Regions from separate parts of the Homo sapiens genome. Here region 2 is linked to region 1. The links are chromatin contacts, found by Hi-C in ENCODE. All regions are on one chromosome and are shown on one strand. Each heading gives the region's core, a stretch centred on a gene start or an enhancer-like site at or near the end of the contact. The rest is flanking DNA. Distances are from core to core; before and after follow the strand shown. Region 1 holds the start of CHMP5 (charged multivesicular body protein 5). Region 2 has its middle 79 kb from the start of RNF38.

What was found. A loop is a pair of places that touch in the nucleus more often than their neighbours do. Pooled maps may share reads with other maps.
Region 2: a map with no recorded cell type shows a loop between it and region 1 (9-fold over the local background). The contact joins the enhancer-like site here to the promoter of CHMP5 in region 1. A Hi-C loop is called at or near these places in 1 of 168 maps with a recorded cell type or tissue (naive thymus-derived CD4-positive, alpha-beta T cell), 1 of 37 single-sample maps with no recorded cell type and 8 of 50 pooled maps.

Annotation. Positions count from the first base shown.
Region 1 is chr9:33,261,400-33,267,293 of GRCh38, forward strand. It overlaps CHMP5 (charged multivesicular body protein 5), which reads left to right and starts at 3,650. Exons shown (of 8, transcript NM_016410.6): 1 at 3,650-3,748; 2 at 4,611-4,715. The coding sequence starts at 3,680. BAG1 (BAG cochaperone 1) reads right to left here and starts at 3,309. Exons shown (of 7, transcript NM_004323.6): 1 at 2,825-3,309; 2 at 1,303-1,431. The coding sequence starts at 3,275. RefSeq lists enhancers at 2,318-2,367, 2,498-3,087, 3,618-3,857 and a silencer at 3,118-3,437.
Region 2 is chr9:36,476,832-36,482,593 of GRCh38, forward strand. It overlaps a transcript of RNF38 not described here. Among named protein-coding and RNA genes, the nearest start is that of RNF38, 79 kb to the left of the region's middle. RefSeq lists a silencer at 5,737-5,762. Within about 2 kb of position 2,405, at least 2 of the 41 ENCODE cell types and tissues checked have a DNase peak (open chromatin) inside an H3K27ac peak, as active enhancers do.

The sequences.
Region 1 (5,894 bases), core at 2,400-4,899:
ATAGTGAGAAACTGGAAAGAGCCAAATATTCAGGAATCAGGGACCAACGAACCACACTACAGAAGACTTTAAAGTCTTCAGTAGGCATTAAGGTCTACAGTAGCCATTAAAGCTCATTTTTTGCAGGAAACCCCAATACCACAATGAATGCTGATGACACAGTGTTATTATGAGGGGTTTTATCCAGGGGAACATTTTCTTTTTCATGCATTCCTCTATTTTGAAACATGAATTTCTATTGTCTTTATAATTCAGAAATAAAATATTTTTAAAAATTAAAGACAATATGTTACACTATGAAATATAAATAAAAATGCCTCCTATTACTAAATTCTTTATAATGACTGACACCCAATGGGGTAAGTCTTTCCCCAGTGGATACCAGAATGATAGATTCTCAGGGGGGTGGGAAGACAGAGGGCAGGGGCCAGGAGGGTGTGGGTCCTGGCAGAAATGAGCATCATGCATCCACTGAGCCCGCCACATCCAGGCCTCAGGTAAGTTTGCTCAAAACCTCCTTTGAGTCAGAACAATGGGAGGCACTGGAAACACAGCAGTATCTCCACCCTCACGGAGGCTGTTATTTTAACAGAGAAATCAGATGTTAAGCAACTAAGAAAATGATTATTTAATAGTAATTTCATAGAAGTGATGCAAAAATAGCAGGGAGTACCATGGTAACATATAATGGGAAGATGATCTAACCTAGCGAGGGAAGACTGCCCATGAGCTTCATCGAAAATGGTGAGATTTCTGCCATCATCATAAGACTTCAAATCTGACACCTGTCCAGGTGTTTGAGAGTGTCCAATACCTAGCAGGTCCTCAATAAATATCTGTTGAAGAACTGAATGAATAAACAAATAAATAAAAATTGTCCCAGTTTGAAAACAGAGTGACTATTAGGAAAAGTTCAGCAGTTTTAAAACTGTCCTTTGGCCATAAGGAAAAGCCGGAAAAGAAATGCTTACCCTTGGCCAGGTGCAGTGGCTCACACCTGTAATCCCAGCACTTTGGGAGGCCGAGGCGGGTGGATCACCTGAGATCAGGAGTTCGAGACCAGCCTGGCCAACATGGTGAAACCCTGTCTCTACTAAAAATACAAAAATTAGCCGGGCATGGTGGTATGCACCTGTAATCCCAGCTACTTGAGAGGCTGAGGCAGGAGAATCACTTGAATCCGGGAGGCGGAGGTTGCAGTGAGCCTAGATCGTGCCATTGCACTCCAGCCTGGGCGACAAGAGTGAAACTTCGTCTCAAAAAAAAAAAAAGAAAAAGAAAGAAAGAAAAAGAAATGCTTACCCTTAAATATGAGTTTCTGAAAAGACTGTGGAACCCCTATGACCTCTTCAACAACCTGGGCCAGGTCTTGGACAACTGGTTCACTGCTGCCCTGCTGGGAGGTAACATGAAGGTCGTGCTTCTCATTGCCTGGGGAGAAAGAAAAGCATTTGACGAATATGATTCTTTCACATACACCAATATAGGATGACACTTTATCACATTTATTTACCCAGCCTTCAAGGCCCAGCTCATATGCCACCTACTCCACAGAGCCTGCCCCCATGCCACCCAGCTTTCCTCTGGTGACCTCCTCAAGTATCTCTGTTTCCTCTATTATAATAACTAACAATATGAATGATATCTGCTAACATTTTAAGCATTTCATGCATAATCTAATTTAATCCTCAGATAAACCCCACGAAGTAGATCTACCTATTACTTCTTATTTCACAGATGAGCAAACTGTGACTTCAGGCAAGTTAAGGACTGCCTATGGAGACTCAACTGTTGGAATCAGAAGTTGATATCAGATCTAGCTGATTCCCAAGCCCACCTTTTTCATCACAAGCCATCTGCTTCCTGTGGCTTGACTGCCCTGTACCCTGTATTGTATTGGTCTCGTCTCGCTTGCTGTAATGGGCAAGTGACTGTTTTCCTCCAAGTCTCTCCCACTGAACACACTTGAGTGCATCCATGATTTGTGCTAAGTAAACAGACAAATGCATACGAACAGCAGAGCCTTTCTTTCTGAAGAAGAGACGCCAATTCTTTTCCAGGGATGCGGACAGCAAGGAGGGAGCCTGTGTACAGTACATTACACCAAGGTTTGGTTCCCCCAACAGCTCCGTGAGGTCAGCAGGAGCCAGGGTTACCAAATCTACTTCACAGAGGAGAAACCGGATTCTTAGAAGAAGCCGTCCATCCCAAGGTCACTCAAAACCGCAGGATCTAGAATCCAGGTCTCCAGATTCCCAGACCCTTGGGCCTCCCCTAGCTGGTTCTAGAGAAACCTCATGGACTCAGCTCTCCGGTGTACTGACTTCATTTGGTGGTGTGTCAACTCCAACAGTAGGCAGACCCAAAGGGTGCCCAGAGTACAACGCTTGGACCCACGGCCAACTCAAGCGGCGCACACGGAGAAGGCACTCAGCACACGAGGAGCACCCCGGCATGCACGAAGTTCTGACTTATCACACACGGAGCAGTCGTAGACCACATGGCCCAATATATGCCTGACACAAAGGGCACAATAACTGCGCGGGCACACAAACACAACCAGGCCCACGACGTAAAGCACGGAGAAGCTCAAACACCCAGGATCGCACAAATGACCAGAGACAAAATACACCGGCCACATGGAAAAGTGTACAGACACAAGCCCGGGACAAAAGACAGTTCCACGGACACAACCAATAACCCACGCTTCCGGACGCCAGGACAAGCGCAAGGTCACACGCTTCTGGAGGACACGTGACTAAACCCACAGACCCCGCCGGGCTTTCGGGACCTGCATGGAGCCCACCTGGCGCCCGACACTCACTGTGGGTGACAGTCACGGTGAGCCCAGCTGCCGCCATTTCCTCCCTGGTCACCTCCTCGCTCCGGGTCGACTCCTCGTCCCGGGTCACCTCCTGGCTCCGATTCATCTCTTCGCCCTGGGTCGCCTCCTCACTCTGGGTCGCCTCTTCACTCCAGGTCGCTTCCTCACTCAGGGTCAACTCCTCGCTCCGGGTCAACTCCTCGCTCCGGGTCGAGCGGCGCCGGGTTTTCTTCTTCATCCGCGGCCTGCGAGCGCCGGCGGCGGCGCCCCTGGTGGGTCGGTCATGCCCGCTGGCAGTACTCCGGGCAGGTGGACGCCCAGAGGGAGGCGGACCACGCTGGGCCGGGGGCTCCGACTGGCGCGGCTCCCGGCCTGGCCGAAGGGCGCGCAGCCGGGAACCCAGCCGCTCCCGGTCGCCTCGCGGTCTCCGCGCCCCCCCGCGCTGAGCCAGGCCCGCACTTGTTGACCGCCCAGCGATGGAAGCTGAGCGCGGCGTCTCACAACCCCGCCCGACTACTTCCCAGCCCCGCCCCGGCCTGCCGGCCCCGCCCTCGCCCTATGCCGCGTTAGTTGCCTCCAGGCCCCACCCACTCAACTGAGGCCCCGCCTTGCTACAGTAAAACCCCTCCCACTCCTTCTACCAACACCCCGCCCCCTGCAGGCTCTCTCCGAGAGCACCAAGTCCTTTTGCTCTCCATCCCCGGAAGACCCGGCTGAAAATCCGGAAAAAGAATCGGGAAACGCCAGGAGGCATATTGCGCTTGCGCACGGAGGGGCCGGAAGTCGAGGCGGGAGTGACTCTGCTTCCGTTTCTGGTTTTGCTCTAGTGTTTGGGTTTCTTCGCGGCTGCTCAAGATGAACCGACTCTTCGGGAAAGCGAAACCCAAGGCTCCGCCGCCCAGCCTGACTGACTGCATTGGCACGGTGGGCATTTGATCATGCATAAGTAGGCTCAGGACCTCTGACACACCCGACCCCGCCCACCCCCAGCCCCGGGCCCATATTCTTCCACTTCATTTCGGGTCCTGGGCCCCTTACACGTCGTCCCTCTCTATCTCACCTTCTCCCCTTCATCCCTGTTACCCAAGTCATTCCTAACGCCACAAACCAGGGAACCCCTAACCCCATCACTGCCTTGCCCTGCCAGCACCCAACCCGTTTTGATGCCCATTGCCCGTCCACTCGCTCTCGCCTTGATCCTCTCACCTCACCCAGCCCTAGGCCCATACACCCTTCCCACCTCATCCTGCCTGATCCCTTACCCTTCTTCCATCTGTCATCCCCAGTCCACATCAGGACTCAGCTTGATATCCTAGGTCAACATATCTGTGCCTTCGTCCTGGATCTCAGTAACACAAAACTCAGAACCCTAGCCCCTCAGATTAAGCCACCATCCCCGATTTAGGGAATGGCATTAGATCTACAATCAGCTGGTTTCACTTGGCACTGGCCCATTTCATGTGCCTCTTGGAGGAACTCTCAGCCTGGCTAGTCTCTGATTCTAGGGAAATTCCAACTCAACTCAGTGATTCTCAAATTATTTTCTGCCCCAACCCACTTGAAGGCTACCTGGTATATCAGAATCGGGGCAGTGTGGCGGGGGGTAAGAGAATAATTTATAAAGCCCAGGGTTTCTGGTTGGGAATACCCTTCTTTGTGAACCACTGTTTTTCACCCTTCCCCTTAAGCTCCTCTTTTCTTCCTCTGTATTCCTTCCTCTCTACCTGCCCCTTCTGGAATAAGTGTATTGCAGTAACTACCAGTGCATTTGATATTTTCCCCTAAGGTGGACAGTAGAGCAGAATCCATTGACAAGAAGATTTCTCGATTGGATGCTGAGCTAGTGAAGTATAAGGATCAGATCAAGAAGATGAGAGAGGGTCCTGCAAAGGTAAGGTGGGCAGCAACTGCTGCACAAGGTGCTGGCAGAGCCTAGTTTTAGCACCTATAGAAATAGGGCCTAGTTCGGCTGGGCGCAGTGGCTCATGCATGTAATCCCAGCACTTTGGGAGGCTGAGGCGGGTGGATCACGAGGTCAGGCATTTGAGACTAGCCTGGCCAACATAGCGAAACCCTGTCTCTACTGAAAATACAAAAACTTAGCTGGGCATGGTGGCAGGCGCCTGTAATCCCAGCTACTCAGGAGGCTGAGGCAGGAGAATCGCTTGAACCTGGGAGGCGGAGGTTGCAGTGAGCAGAGACCACACCATAGCACTCTAGCCCAAGTGACAGTGTGAGACTCCGTCTCAAAAAATAAGTGAAATAGGACCTAGTGCAGGGGCTGTGAGCATCCCTACAGAAGAGATGCTTACAGTCTGGTAAGGAGAAAACATGTGAGGGTGTATCCTTTAGGGAGGAGAGTTTGCAATCAAATATGGAAGGGAGGCTGGGGATTGATCTGGTGGAAAGAGATGCTGGTCACACGTCTAAAAGCATGTACATGAGAATTAGCATATTATACTGAGAAGGTGGTAATCTGGAGAGGAAGACTAGGCTGTGCTCAAGATCAATGACTTGCTAAGCTGGTCAGGTTAGGTTGGTATATTAGACTGCTTAAGGAGTGGCCTGCTGGGAAAAACTGAACTAGGCATCTGGGACCAGTGTTCTAATACACTGTCACTGCCTTCTAGTTGTGACCTTGATAAAGTCACTTATTTTCCACTCCTGTTAGGTAGAAACATAAAATACTGTGTTTAAGCACATGGACTGTGGATATAGAACTACCTTGTTTTTTCCAGATCCATAACTTATTAACCATGTGAGCCTGGGTATCACTGAACCTCTCTTTCCCCATCTGTAAAACAGAGATAATACCCACCTTACAGTATGAGGATTAAATGAGGTAATTGATGTGACCTGTGTACCACTATGTCTAGGATAAAGTAGTACTCAGTAAATATGAGTTATGATCATCTGTGAAGTAATAATACCTGTTTTTCCTTCCTCACTGGAGAAGACAAATAAAATGATCTACAGAATTCTATAGAAAAGGAAGGCTTTTCCCAGCCATCTTAGTGGATGGTGTGGAATGAAGAGCAACCAGAGGTAGGAAAGCCCATTTAGATTTGAG
Region 2 (5,762 bases), core at 1,155-3,654, 3.2 Mb after region 1:
TGCTGGCGGGTAAGAATAAAGGTCTAACTCCTAACTTGACTCCAAGTAATTAGAGGAAAGGACAGCTTACAGTAGCCATAGGTTTCCATGGAGTACACACTATCTACCTGTACACCATAGACGTAAATGCTAATTACAGCAACAAAAAGGGCCACCCTTATCCTGAGAATGGACTCCTGAAGTTTACAGTCTTAAAGTCTAAAGATTATTGGCCAGGCGCGATGGATCACGCCTGTAATCCCAGCACTTTGGGGGGCTGAGGCAGGTGGATCACAAGGTCAGGAGTTCAAGACCAGCCTGGTCAAGATGGTGAAACCCCATCTCTACTAAAAATACAAAAAAATTAGCCGGGCGTGGTGGTGGGCGCCTGTAATTCCAGCCACTCGGGAGGCTGAGGCAGAGAACTGCTTGAACCTGGGAGGCAGAGGTTGCAGTGAGCCAAGATCACACCACTGCACTCCAGCCTGGGTGACAGAGCAAGACTCGTCTGGAAAAAAAAAAAAAAAGATTACCTTGCAATCAACTCTTTGGTGCATTTCTTACAAAATACAACAACAAAACAGGCTGGGCATGGTCACTCATGCCTATAATCCCAGCACTTTAGGAGGCCAAGGTGGGAGGATCACTTGAGCCCAGGAGTTCGAGACCAGCCTAGGCAACATTGTGAAACCTCCATGTCACAAAAAAGTTTAAAAGGTTAGTGTAGTTGGCCGGGTACTGTGGCTCACACCTGTAATCCCAACACTTTGGGAGGCTGAGGCAGGCGGATCACGAGGTCAGGAGATCGAGACCAACCTGGCTAACATGGTGAAACCCCCATCCCTACTAAAAAATACAAAAAATTAGCCGGGCGTGGTGGGGGGCGCCTGTAGTCCCAGCTACAGGGAGGCTGAGGCAGGAGAATGGCGTGAACCTGGGAGGTGGAGCTTGCAGTGAGCTGAGATCGCACCACCGCACTCCAGCCTGGGCGACAGAGGGAGACTCTGTCTCAAAAAAAAAAAAAAAGAAAGAAAAAAGGATAGCGTAGTTGTCACACTCATTGTCCCAGCTACTCAGGAGGCTGAGGTGGAAGGACTGCTTGAGCCTGGGAGATGGAAGCTGCAGTGAGCTATGATTACCACTGCCACTGCACTCCAGAGTGGGCAACAAAGCAAGACCTTGTCTCAAAAAACAAAAAACAAACAAACAGAAAACAGCAGTTTGAGATACCAAGTAATACAGTAATAATTAACATATTAAGAAGAAAATTTTCACTAAAAGATTGCCAACAAGACTTCTTAGAAGCACATCATGACGTAGAATGGTTGATATAAGTGTTTATTACCAGGCGTGGTAGCTCACGCCTGTAATCCCAGCACTTTGGGAGGCTGAGACCATTCTGGCTAACATGGTGAAACCCCATCTCTACTAAAAATACAAAAAATTACCCGGGCGTGGTAGCGGGCATCTGTAGTCCCAGCTACTCGGGAGGCTGAGGCAGGAGAATGGCGTGAACCTGGGAGGCGGAGCTTGCAGTGAGCCGAGATCACGCCACTGCACTCCAGCCTGGGGGAGAGAGCGAGACTCCGTCTCAAAAAAAAAAAAAAAAAAAAGAGAGCGTTTATTAAGCATACATCCCCAGATAAACTGATTTTTTTTCTGGTAGCAATAGGGAGAAATCACTTCGCAAAAATGTAAGTATTTAAAAAAAAAAAAAAAAAGATTGGCCGGGCACGGTGGCTCATACTTGTAATCCCAGCACTCTGGGAGGCCGAGGAGGGTAGATCATCTGAGGTCAGGAGTTCGAGACCAGCCTGACCAACATGAAGAAACCCCGTCGCTACTAAAAATACAAAATTAGCCAGGCGTGGTGGCTCATGCCTGTAATTCCAGCTACTCGGGAGGCTAAGGCAGGAGAATGGCTTGAACCCAGAAGGCGGAGGTTGCGGTGAGCCGAGATGGCGCCACTGCACTCCAGCCTGGGCAACAAGAGTGAAACGCTGTCTCAAAAAAAAAAAAAAAAAAAAGATTAGTGGGCGCATCCCTGGGAGAGTAAGCAAGTTATGTATTCGGCTTTTGTGGGCAATCAATCATTCTGGTAACACAAACATAAGGCAAAGTAGACCCAGATTTCTATATATTTTCCTCTAAAGTACTTTTAAGTTACAATTTCAGACTTAAAGAGAAAGGTTCCAAGCTCAGTCTTGTCCTTTTTTAAAGCTGCAAGTATTATAATTTAAAACTCTGAAATGTATTCACTTAAACACGTTCCTGTCACTATTAACAACAACGCTCCATTATCCACTTTTGGTACTGTCTCCAGATGATTTTTAATCCCTGCCTGACTTCTCCCTACCAACAAGTACTTGGATACCATCTTTACCCCGCCTGCCCCCACTACTTGGTTGTGCCTAGGGAATTATAATTACAGCAATCCCGCCTTTAGAACATCCTCAGAGCACAAAGCTTCTTTGTATAATGGTGGAGGGAGGGTGCCCTCCAGGCTCCACAGAAAAGAGTGGGTGGTAGCAACAGAGGAAGAGGAACTGGAGCCACTATGGTGGCCCTCAGTTCTAGTTCAATATCGTTTGTGGGAATTTACTTGTAATGACCAGCCAGGGTTCTGTTGAGCTTCTGCATCTCCTCCCATGTGGGGGTGGAGAGAAGCAGGGCTTATCTTGGCAGATGGGCACAATCACCATGCCCAGAAGACCAGGGAGCAGAAGGAAGCAAGAAATTTGGGAGAAAAGCAAGCAATAACTGTCTTGAATTGCACCCCTCTATGCGATTCTCAAGACCTTAAGTGAGGAAGTTTTGACAACAAAAGCTATCATCCTAATTAACCAGTGGTTGGTATTGGCATTACTGGCACTCAGTAGATGCTCAAAGATGTATTGAGGTGGCAATAAAAATCTACATAGGAAGACAAATCTATAAAAAAAAAAGTTTTAATAAGATAGCACAAAAGCCAAATGAAAAATACTTTTTATTAATTATGAGTCCCAGCCGGGCATAGTGGCTCATTCCTGTAGTAATCCTAGCACTTAGGGAAGTCAAGGCAGGAGGATTACTTGAGCTCAGGAGTTCAAGACCACCATGGGCAACATAGCAAGACCCTGTCTCTTTAAGTATGAGTTCCAACTTTTCTCTATCTGTAAATGTGAATTTTTATTTTTTTATTTTTTTGAGATGGAGTCTCACTCTGTCGCCCAGGCTGGAGTGCAGTGGCGTGATTTCGGCTTACTGCAAGCTACACCTCCCAGGTTCAAGTGATTCTCCTGTCTCAGCCTCCCGAGTAGCTGGGCCTACAGGTTCACACCACCACACCCAGCTAAGTTTTGTATTTTTAGTAGAGACAGAGTTTCACCATGTTGCTCAGGCTGGTCTCAAACTCTTGAGCTCAAGTGATCCACCTACCTCAGCCTCCCAAAGTGCTGAGATTACAGACGTGAGCCACTGCGACTGGCCCTGTAAATGTGATTATTAAATGAATACCTGTTTTACTTTCTGCCTACTCTACTTCTGTTTAGTCTGAGAAACTGCTCACTTTTTAGTTCTCTGACAATAAAACAAATTTCAACAGAAGGTCAGCATGCAGCATCTGCAGCCACTAAAATCCAAGGTGCAGAAGCAGAATGGACAGCCAACTTTTCAACTCCAAGAACATCCCAAAAGCACTACAAATTGTCCTACTACCTAACTGCTTGCTATTCTATGTATACAGTTTTTTTCTTTTTCTTTTTTTTTTTTTTTTTTTTTGAGACAGGGTCTCACTCTGTTCCCCAGGCTGGAGGGCAGTGGCACCATCTCAACTCACTGCAATCTCCGCCTCCCAGGCTCAAGCGATTCTCGTGCCTCAGCCTCTCAAGCAGCTGAAATTACAGGCAAGTGCCACCACACCCAGCTAATTTTTGTATTTTTAGTAAAGACAGGGTTTCACCATGTTGCCCAGGCTGGTCTCAAACTCGAGCTCAAGTTATCCACCCGCCTTGGCCTCCCAAAGTGCTGGGATTACAGGGGTGAGCCGCCACGCCCGGCCCCTTCCATGTATATATTTGGTCCTCTTACTACTACTTCCCTACATTTCTCAACAAAGTCAAAGGATCAGTATATACACCAAAACTCACAATATCTCACTCTCTTATTTCTATACATATTTTACCACAAAAGCAGAAAATGCAGTGATAGCTTTTTTTCTTCTCTTTCTTTTTTTTTTTTTTTTGAGACAGAGTCTTGCTCTGTCACCCAGGCTGGAGTGCAATGGTGCAATCTCGGCTCATTGCAACCTCCGCCTCCTGGGTTCAAGCGATTCTCCTGCTTCAGCCTCTCAAGTAGCTGAGATTACACGTGCGTGCCACCACGCCCAGCTAATTTTTGTATTTTTAGTAGAGGCAGGGTTTCACCATGTTGGTCAGGCTGGTCTCAAACTCCTGAGCTCAGGTGATCCACCCGCCTCGACCTCCCAAAGTGCTGGGATTACAGGCATGAGCCACCACACCAGCTAGTGATAGCTTTTGATAGCGTAACTATTGATAAACCCCAATATACTCCCATCATTCTACTCTTCCACCTGTCCAACATCACTGCAGTTAACTGTTCTCAGCAGTCCCAAGAACAGCGCTAATATCCATTTAAGTAGAACAGGAAAAAAACTGAAACCAGTCTGGGTAAGGCCTGCAGGTAAGAATTGTTTATTTCCCTTCTGTGGGCAAAAGACCACTTTTGTTAAACATCTTTAGTTTTTTAACATATAATTTCTTTCAAAAAATTACTCCAAGACAGCAGCATAAGCAAATTGAAACTTCCTATCCCACCACCCTCAATCATGTTTAAAAATAATAATAAAAAAGACAACAGAAACCACTTCAAATGTATCTTTCCCTTGAGCCCCCAGAACAGCATTCATCCACGACAACTGTCCTGAAAAACTCTGCCATTATTTCCAAAAGCAGTAGGAAGTCCGGTCTTGTCCTTGGTTTGTACTCCCCCCTCCTCTCTCTCCAAGAAAAAATGAAACAGCAGGAAGCGTAAACAACCACTTAATGGAAAATACAAATGGGTAAATATTTTCAAAATTAGCTAAAAAGCCTCAGGTCTTCAGGAATGCTAGTGCAGGGGGAAATAGGAAGAGAAAAATAACTGCATTTACCCCTTCAAGTGAGCACTGTAAGAAGACAAGCGCAAATGTGGCACATAGGTACTATACTTTCTCTCCTCCATTTACCAGATACTTTTGTCTTTTTTTTTTTTTTTTTTTTTTGAGACGAAGTTTCGCTCTTGTTGCCCAGGCTGGAGTGCAATGGTGCAATCTCAGCTTACAGCAACCTCTGCCTCCTGGGTTCAAGCGATTCTCCTGCCTCAGCCTCCCAAGTAGCTGGGATTATAGGCATGTGCCACCACGCCTGGCTAATTTTGTATTTTTAGTAGAAACAGGCTTTCTCCACGTTGGCCAGGCTGGTCTCGAACTCCTGACCTCAGGTGATCCGCCCACCTCGGCCTCCCAAAGTGCTGGGATTACAGGTGTGAGCCACTGTGCCCAGACCTTTTTTTTTTTTTTTTTGAGACAGAGTCTCACTCTGTTGCCCAGGCTGGAGTGCAGTGGCGTGATCTCAGCTCACTGCAACCTCCACCTCCCGGGTTCAAGCGATTCTCCTGCCTCAGCCTCCAAAGTAGCTGGGATTACAGGCATGCGCCACCATGCCCAGCTAATTTTTCTATTGTTAGTAGAGACGGGGTTTCACCATGTTGGCCAGGCTGGTCTTGAACTCCTGACCTCAGGTGAT